2 separate regions of the Homo sapiens genome follow, and region 2 is linked to region 1. Evidence: chromatin loops called from intact Hi-C (ENCODE). Cell type or tissue: PC-3. All regions are shown on one strand.

Region 1 (4,000 bases):
TTGAAAAAGCAAAAATTCTGGTAAGTTAGCAAATTAATACCTTAAGAAAAGCTGGCTCTAACACCTAGACCATTTTCTAGAAAGTCTACCACGAACAGTTTTCCTTCAGTCACAGCCAGCTTAATCACACACAAAACTCCCCTCACAAATTCCCTTTCACAAACCCCATTATCACCCACACAGACCATCCATGACATGTCTGGACCTTGTGACCTGTCCTACACCATCTCCCTCTCAAACAACCAGTTACTTTACTCTAGGACAAGAATCCACCATGCAAGGTCCCTCATACAAAATCACTTTCTTTATATCCCTCCCCACAAAAAAAAAAAAATATATATATATATATATATATATGTGTGTGTGTGTGTGTATATATATATATATATATCTTTTATCCACACTTTCCTCACATCCCTCTTTTTATTCATTGATTCCCTCTTATTTTGAACCATGGCCTAAATGTGCTGTATATATTCTGTAGTTATGGTGGGGAAAGTGCCTTCAGTATTTAGTGATAATTATAAAAAAGTTTAATATTTAATTCATTTCTCTTTCAGGTAGAACTCCCTGTGGAACATGAATTTTTTTTAACTATACTTTTGTTACTACTCAGATGATATATACTGTATCAAAAGTGTATGTCCTTGTCAAGTTCTCTAAAGTTTGTGAAATACAAGAGAATATGCAGTAAAATTTTAAGTCTGTTTCCTTTCCAGATACTTTTTCTCTGAAGAACTACTGTGGAACATTACTTATATTGTTTAATAGTACTATAAAGTTGTTTCCACACTTGTATGATTAGCACGTAATGTTCAAACTGTGCCATGAATGTGCTGGTAGAAACAAAACAGTTTTAAGGACAATTAAAACAACAACATCCTGTTATGAAGTAAAGACACAGTTTTTACCATCTTTATTGTCTGGAAGAAACTGTAGTAGGAATAAAAGAGGCGACGAAGAGTTAAAGTACATTTTATGTTTTTAGGCTAAAACTGATTAAAAAAAAAGATCATTGTAGGGTCAAAGAAATTGATATATATAGTGTAATTTTGGCTACATTAAATCCAGGCATTTGGCCTTTTAAATTAGCTAGCATATTTTACAATCTTGTTGCCTCTTACCCCACAACCTCTATGTTATGATGATTTTAGGTTAGTATGTTAAAACAAGGAGAATTCCTGGACTGTCACAGGAGTGAAATTGATATCATTATGTTACCCATGTGTTGTGCATATTTAGTGTCTCTTTTTGACAGTATTTCAGTTTCATGTCTTCTGGGGAGACTAAAGCCAAAGTTTCTTGGGGATTCTGGTGTTTTAGCAAAGACAGTGAGACACATAGCTCAAGAACTGCGTTATTTTACTCCTTGCTATGTCACATTTACATGTCAGACTCATTTGCTGTGATGTAGCACACTAGGCTGGTGAAATAATTGCTTGTGATGTCCCTAAGTCCCCGAGGCTTTTTTCTACCTCCTGCTTAGATAGTGAAGAGAAGTTGAAGTTGAGTCCTCTAGTGTTCATTTTGCGTAAGAGTGATAGGATGCGGTAGGACAGATGAAGATTAATGAGATTGTGTGATATCAAGTAGGCTCATTGTCTTTAGATTGATTGCTGATGGTCTGGATTTGCTTAGCATCAGGAGAGTTTAGAAACAAACAACTAATTTATTAATGATGCCCAAATAATAGTTAAATGCCCAAACTTTTGGAATTTATGTTGTTCATTGTTAACAACTGCTGTGTGGCCCCTTTAGAAGTGTCCAGTCCATGACATTTTATACATTTGTGTTGAATCTTAAGGAAAACATGATCATGTCTTCTTTCTCGGGTGATAAGCATGCCTCAAAATAGTTTTAATTCTGTGAATATCTTTGAATTCAGTTTATTTGGGTACTTTTAGTACGGATACCTACTATATAACAAGCTCCTAATAAGAACTATTAAATTATAAGCATTATCCCTAGCGTATAAACCTAGTTTTCTTGTAGTAGGAAATTTGAAGGACTTCAAAAATTTTACTTTAAGCCATCTATGGAAAAGATTGCCCAATTGAGAAAAATTGTGAAAGATATGTAGAAGTCTTAAATAATTTTGGTTTCAGGATTATTTTCTATTGTTGTGTTAGACTCATGGAGGTAGTAAATTGGCATTAATTTTCCTTACAGTTTTTCTGGAAGAGGAAATGTGCTTAATGAGCTAAATAAGACATAACATTTTGTTTTCTTACATTGTTGCAAATTGAAGTTGGGTTTTGTTGTTTGTTTGTTTTGAGATGCAGGTCTGGCTGTTTTGCCAGGCTGAAGTGCAGTGTCTATTCACAGATCATTAAGTTGTGCAGCCTTAAACCTTTGGACTCAAGCAATCTCCTGCCTCAGCCTCCCAAGTAGCTAAGATTATAGGTGTGCACCACAGCATCCAGCTTAAAATTTAGTTTTCTAGAAAGTTTTATGACATGGGGAAAAGTTAATTAACAATATTTAGGAATGTCCACAAATAAAAAGCTAAATATACGTATCTTTCGATATTCAAATGACTAGTATTCCAAAAATACCCTCAGAAGAAAGGCTACAAATGTTTCTTCATTCTCCATTTTTCCTAGTTATAACTATTGCTCTTCTAATATTACTCTTCTTAGCTAAGTCAGAACTAAAAAAAAAAAGCTGCAAGGACTAATTGACATTAATAGTTCAAATGAATCATAATTCTTTACTTTCCCAAAAGTATTTAAGGAATGGATGCCTATTAATCTTTCACATTGTTTATCAAAATGATGTGAATAGTCTTTGGTGAGCCATATTAAGATTAAAGCTGGAAAGCGTCCTGTACGGTTGTTTTCCAATTTCAGCTTTGCCATCTTTACACAAGACTCTCATAAGTGTTTTTGTTATTGTTGCTGGATTCTTCTTTTGTTTGTTTTTAAAACTCCAGGTGTTTTAACTTCTATGACAGTTATTATTCTTATCTTCTATGGCAGCCCCTTCCAAGTTTTGGCTTTGGGGATAGAGAATTGGGAGAGATCAGAGAAGAGAGACTGGTGAGAGGTTGTATGCATATGTGGGTCTTACTTCATTTCGATGTTCATAAGATAAAGACGCTTTATCTCAAGGGTTGGCAGACCATGGCCTTTAGGCCAAACGTGACCCACCAACTGGTTTTGCATATCCCATTGTCTAAGAATAGTGTTTACATATTTAAATGATTAGGAAAATACTTTAAAAGTGGTTTTTTGTGACATATGAAAATTATATGAAATTCAGCTTTCAGTCCTCATAAATAAAGCTTTATTAGAACACATCCACACTAATTTGATTATGTTTTGTCTGTTACTCCTTTTGCACTACTGTAGTAGAGTAGTTACAGTACAGACTTATGGCCTATAAAGCCTAAATTATATACTCTAGACCTTTGCAGAAAAAGTTTCCTGACTCTTGATTTGTCCTTGTAAGTTTTTAGAAGATTAGTAGCCTTTAATGTCTGTTGTTCATATATGAACCTCACGTTTTTGTTTCTTTTTAAAAAAGATTATTTTAATTGACATAAAAATTGTATCTGTTTATAGAGTACAACATGTTGTTTTGATAATTGTGTATTCATTGTGGAATGGCTAGATCAAGCTATTTAACATGTGCATTACTTCACATACTTCTTATTTTTTTGTGATGAGGACACTTAAAACCAACTCTCTTAGTAATTTTTAAGTATACAATATATTGTTAACGATAGTCACCCTACAGTACAATAGACCTCTTGAACTTATTTCTCCTGTTTAACTGAAGGTTTGTATCCTTTGACCAATATCTTCCCAACTCCCTTAGACCTCCAGGCCCTGATAACCACCATTCTACTTTCTGCTTTTGTGAGTTCAACTTTTTAAGACTCCACATATAAGCAAGATCATGCACTATTTGCCTTTCTTTGTCTGGCTTATTTCACTTAGCATAATGTCCTCCAGGTTGATCCATATTGTCACAAATGACAGGATTTCCTTTTAATAAA
Region 2 (4,000 bases), 71 kb before region 1:
GCGATTTGGCTTCCGTTCTGGGGGCCCTCCGAGGCCTCTACCTGGAGCAGGGGTTCCTGCCCCCCACCGAGAGCGCATGCCTGATGAGAGACAATGACTGCCTCAGAGTTAAATTAGAAGAGAGAGGAGTTGCTGAGAATTCTGTAGTCATCAGTAATGGTGACAGTACTCATTTATCACTTAGAAAAGCAATGAAGTGGGCATTTAAGTTAGAGGAGGATGAAGAAACTAACCCAGATTACAACTATTCAAAGAAGCATTGGAAGAAGCAAGAGTACAATAACAATAATGAGAAGGTCTTGGATCTAGAACGAAAAGCGGTCACAGATCAGACTATAAGCAAAAAAAAAAAAAAGAAACAAAAGAAAAAATAAAGCAACCTGTGGCACAACGGGTGATGATAACGAACAGACCCCCCAAAAAAAAATCACCAAAGAAAAAGGAGAAATGTGAATATGAAAAAAAGGCCAGGAATCCCAAGTCACCTAAAGTACAGGCAGTAAAAGACTGGGCCAATTAGAGATGTAGTTCTCCAAAAGGCTCTGCTAGAAACAGCCTTGTTAAAACCAAAAGGAAAGGTGGTGTAAGCGTTTGCTCAAACGAGAGTCCCAGTTCCTCCTCGGAGTCTGAGTCTTGTCATGAATCAATCATGATGGTCCCAGCAAAGTCACTTTGGAGGCCAGAAATTCCTCAGAGAAATTACCAACTAAGTAATCAAAGGAAGGACCCTCTACCAAAAGTACAACTGCAGACAAACTGGCTACAAAATCTGGCTTTAGCCTTAACCCCCAGCAAGGGCAAGACCTCTGGAACATCATCTTCTAGTTCAGATTCTGGTTCAGAGTCAGAGGTGAATGCTTGATGTCATCGAGCACCCCGGAGTGTGCTGTGGATTTCTAAAAGACAGTAGGCCTTTTTGCAGGAAGAGGTTGTCCAGGCCCTGGGCTGTCATCACAGACTGCAGGTGCTACTGGATGGAAGCGTTCTGGGTTAAATGGTGGCAGACAGGCTCCTGGTCCTTCTCCCAGTGTGTCTCTCCCCAGTTTAGAAAGAGGATGGGGTAGAGGAGAGAACCTTTTTTCTTGGAAGGGAGCTAGGGGACGGGGAATGCGGGGGAGAGGTCGAGGACAAGGGCATCCTGTTTCCTGTGTTGTAAATAGAAGCACTGACAACCAGAGACAACAGCAATTAAATAAAGTGGTAACAAATTCATCTACTGTTTTCCAGAATCCGGTAGAGACACACTAGAAGGACTGTATGGTCTGTTACCGCTGTTAACAGCTGCCCCTCAAGTTGGAGAAAAGATTGCATTTAATCTTTGGAACTAACATCCAGTTACACTCTTCTGTTGTCTCTGATTACAAGGAAAAATATTAAGCCACAATCCAGAGACACAGCAAGTAGATACAGAAATTCTTTCATCCTTACCTGCCTTGAGAGAACCTGGGAAATTTGATTTGGTTTATCACATTGAAAATGGAACCGAGGTAGTGGAGTATGCTGTGATGCAGGAGAGCAAGATCACTGTATTTTGGGGAGAGTTGATTGATCCAAGACTGATTATTGAATCTCCGATTAACACATCAAGTACAGAACCTGTCTGAATATGACCGCTCCATCTTATAGTTTATGAATGTCTTGTTTGTGAAAGTGACTATAACTTGAACTTTTTTTTTTTAAGAGGATTTGAAAGTTGTATGGGTTTTTTTGTTATCTTCACTTTACTGCATAGGAAACAATCTACCTCATCATTTAAAATGACATGGGTGTCGGTTTTGTAGACCTTTGGTTTTTTTGTCAGGTTCAATTTCAGTTAACAAAATGTAAAACATGACATTCCCTGCAAACGTTGTTGTATACCAATATGTATGGTTTCTTCTCTTTTTTAAAAGTTTTTGACCATCAAGCAGCAGTTGTCAGTAGGAGTTTATAATACCAAGAATGTGCTGCATATCTTGTCTCATTAAGTTTTAAGTAACATTTAAAAATATTAAAGCATGTTACTTGACCTAATTTTATAGCATTTGAGTTGTCCCATTAAATGGAGCATCTCGTAAATTTCAAGTATTTTATACTTGGCAATGGTTAAGAGTTAAAAGGTAGTTGGATTTGTCACAGACAATGAGTTAAGGAATCCTTTCACGTTTTTCCCAACTTTAAAATTAAGGATTCTCAGGGCCCTGTGTAGAGCAGTAAAAATAAGACCTCGTGTATGTGTATGTGTGTGTGTGTGTGTGTGTGTGTGTGTGTATGTGTGTCTGTCTGTCTGTCTGGAGGAGAATTGATTGGTGTTCCACTTGGGTGAGAGGGTTGGCTGTGAGCCTCAGACCAGGAAATGTGTCATCTTGCCAAGCACCTGGCTGAGTGTGCTGGAGTGAGGATTTGAACAGAAACTTCCTTTTCTGTTATTATTCACTACAAAGCTTAAGTGGCCAAATATATACTGTGAAAATTGGTTTCTTTTAACAAAAGATCAGATCCCTCCTTCAGCTGTACACATTTTTAAATAAAATCATATAGAACTAAAAAAAAATACTAACACGAACGATAGGTGATGAGCTAAAAAAAATTGCAAAAAAATCTCATAATATTTTAACAGACTTTACCAATTTGTGTTGGACTGAAGGTTGGCCAAGCTTGGTTTAGCTTAAGTTATATGGATTATTTGTACAACAGAATTGAGTTGATTTCTGCGGTATTTTGAAGAGTGAAAGTGGTTTTTTAAATTTGTACTGTACTTATGTTATAAAGCAATATGAGTAATATACTTTATGTGTGAGACCTTACGTGCTCTAAGAAATACTTTTGTTAAGGATTTATATTTATGGTGGAGTATTCGTTACAACATGGGGTCTATACATACTTGTAAAGAAATTAAGGATAGAGAATGCATCACTCAGACCCCAATCTTTCCATTCATATAGATTGATTAGTCATCACATAGTCCATATTTTTCTACTATATTCAAGTCCCAGTTGACACCTTATGCATCATATTCCTTAGTTCCCAAACATGTTCCCTTATTTCTTTTCATGTAACTTTTAATTACTCATTTGTCCGAGTCTGAATCCTGAATATTACCCTAGATACCATTTTGTTTCACCACCCCTCTCCAAATGTAGCTTTAAGTTTTTCCTGTTTCTTTTTCTACTCCCAGAACCCACAATTATAGCTCTGAAGTATCCTTCCAGTGAGTTTTCAGTATCTGCATGTGTTTACTCTAGCTCAAGGTGTGTTTTTTTTTCTGATATTTATGTCATTAATTGATCTCTCTGATGAATCTTGTCAGAGAAATCTTCCAGAAGGACATTTCAGACCATATTGCTTTCTAGATTAAAAAACTTCAAAGACTTCCAAGAATGTACAAAGAATTCTCTTGAATTCCTTCCTCTGGTCTTCAGGGCCCTATGCTATGACTTCAACTTTTCTTTATTTCCCTCCCTCAAATATTTTTTCTCTTTTCCTTTTTATACTTCTTTCCTTCTGAGCTTTCTGTCACTTTTTGGCCTGTACCTAGCCATTTCCCTGTTCTTGCATTTCCAAATCTCATCTATCCTTCGAGAGTTGGCTTTTACGTTTGTCTTCCAGCTAGAAGTAGTCTTTTCTTCCTGGGAACTCCCAATGGCCTTTTCAGTTTGTTATTGTACTTAGTATCCTTTCTGTTGAACTGTGGTTGTTCATGGTTACTGGTTGTTATAGTTAGTTCTTTAACGCATGGATTCCTGTCTCATTATTCTATTTCTTGTGTACGTTTTCTGGTACACGTATATTCTTAAGACATATAAAGAGCTGTCTTGTTCTGGGGGTATTTCTTAGTTGAGAAAAATAAAACCTTGGGGATACTTTATATGCTAAAGATAAAAATGATTGTGTGTTCTATAAAGATCTACAAAAATATGCTTGGAAGTAGTTTTGCTAAAAAACAGGTATAAGAAATTAGATATATAGATGAGACCTTGGATGACTTGACTCAAACCACTTTCAGACAGATGAAACGTAA

The links. A loop is a pair of places that touch in the nucleus more often than their neighbours do. Peaks named below come from ENCODE experiments on the same cell type or tissue, not always from the same donor. Only the 100,000 strongest peaks of a DNase experiment are listed, where the experiment ranks them.
Region 2: it touches region 1 in a loop (3-fold over the local background); 1 of 110 quality-filtered maps calls a loop at or near these places.

Annotation. Positions count from the first base shown.
Region 1 is chr4:123,094,710-123,098,709 of GRCh38, forward strand. All of the region lies in intron 14 of AFG2A (AAA ATPase AFG2A), which reads left to right. Among named protein-coding and RNA genes, the nearest start is that of AFG2A, 170 kb to the left of the region's middle. In PC-3, a CTCF peak has its summit at 1,507; no DNase peak of the experiment used is centred here.
Region 2 is chr4:123,023,887-123,027,886 of GRCh38, forward strand. All of the region lies in intron 10 of AFG2A (AAA ATPase AFG2A), which reads left to right. It also overlaps the pseudogene COILP2. Among named protein-coding and RNA genes, the nearest start is that of AFG2A, 100 kb to the left of the region's middle. In PC-3, no CTCF peak of the experiment used is centred here; a DNase peak (open chromatin) is centred at 2,305.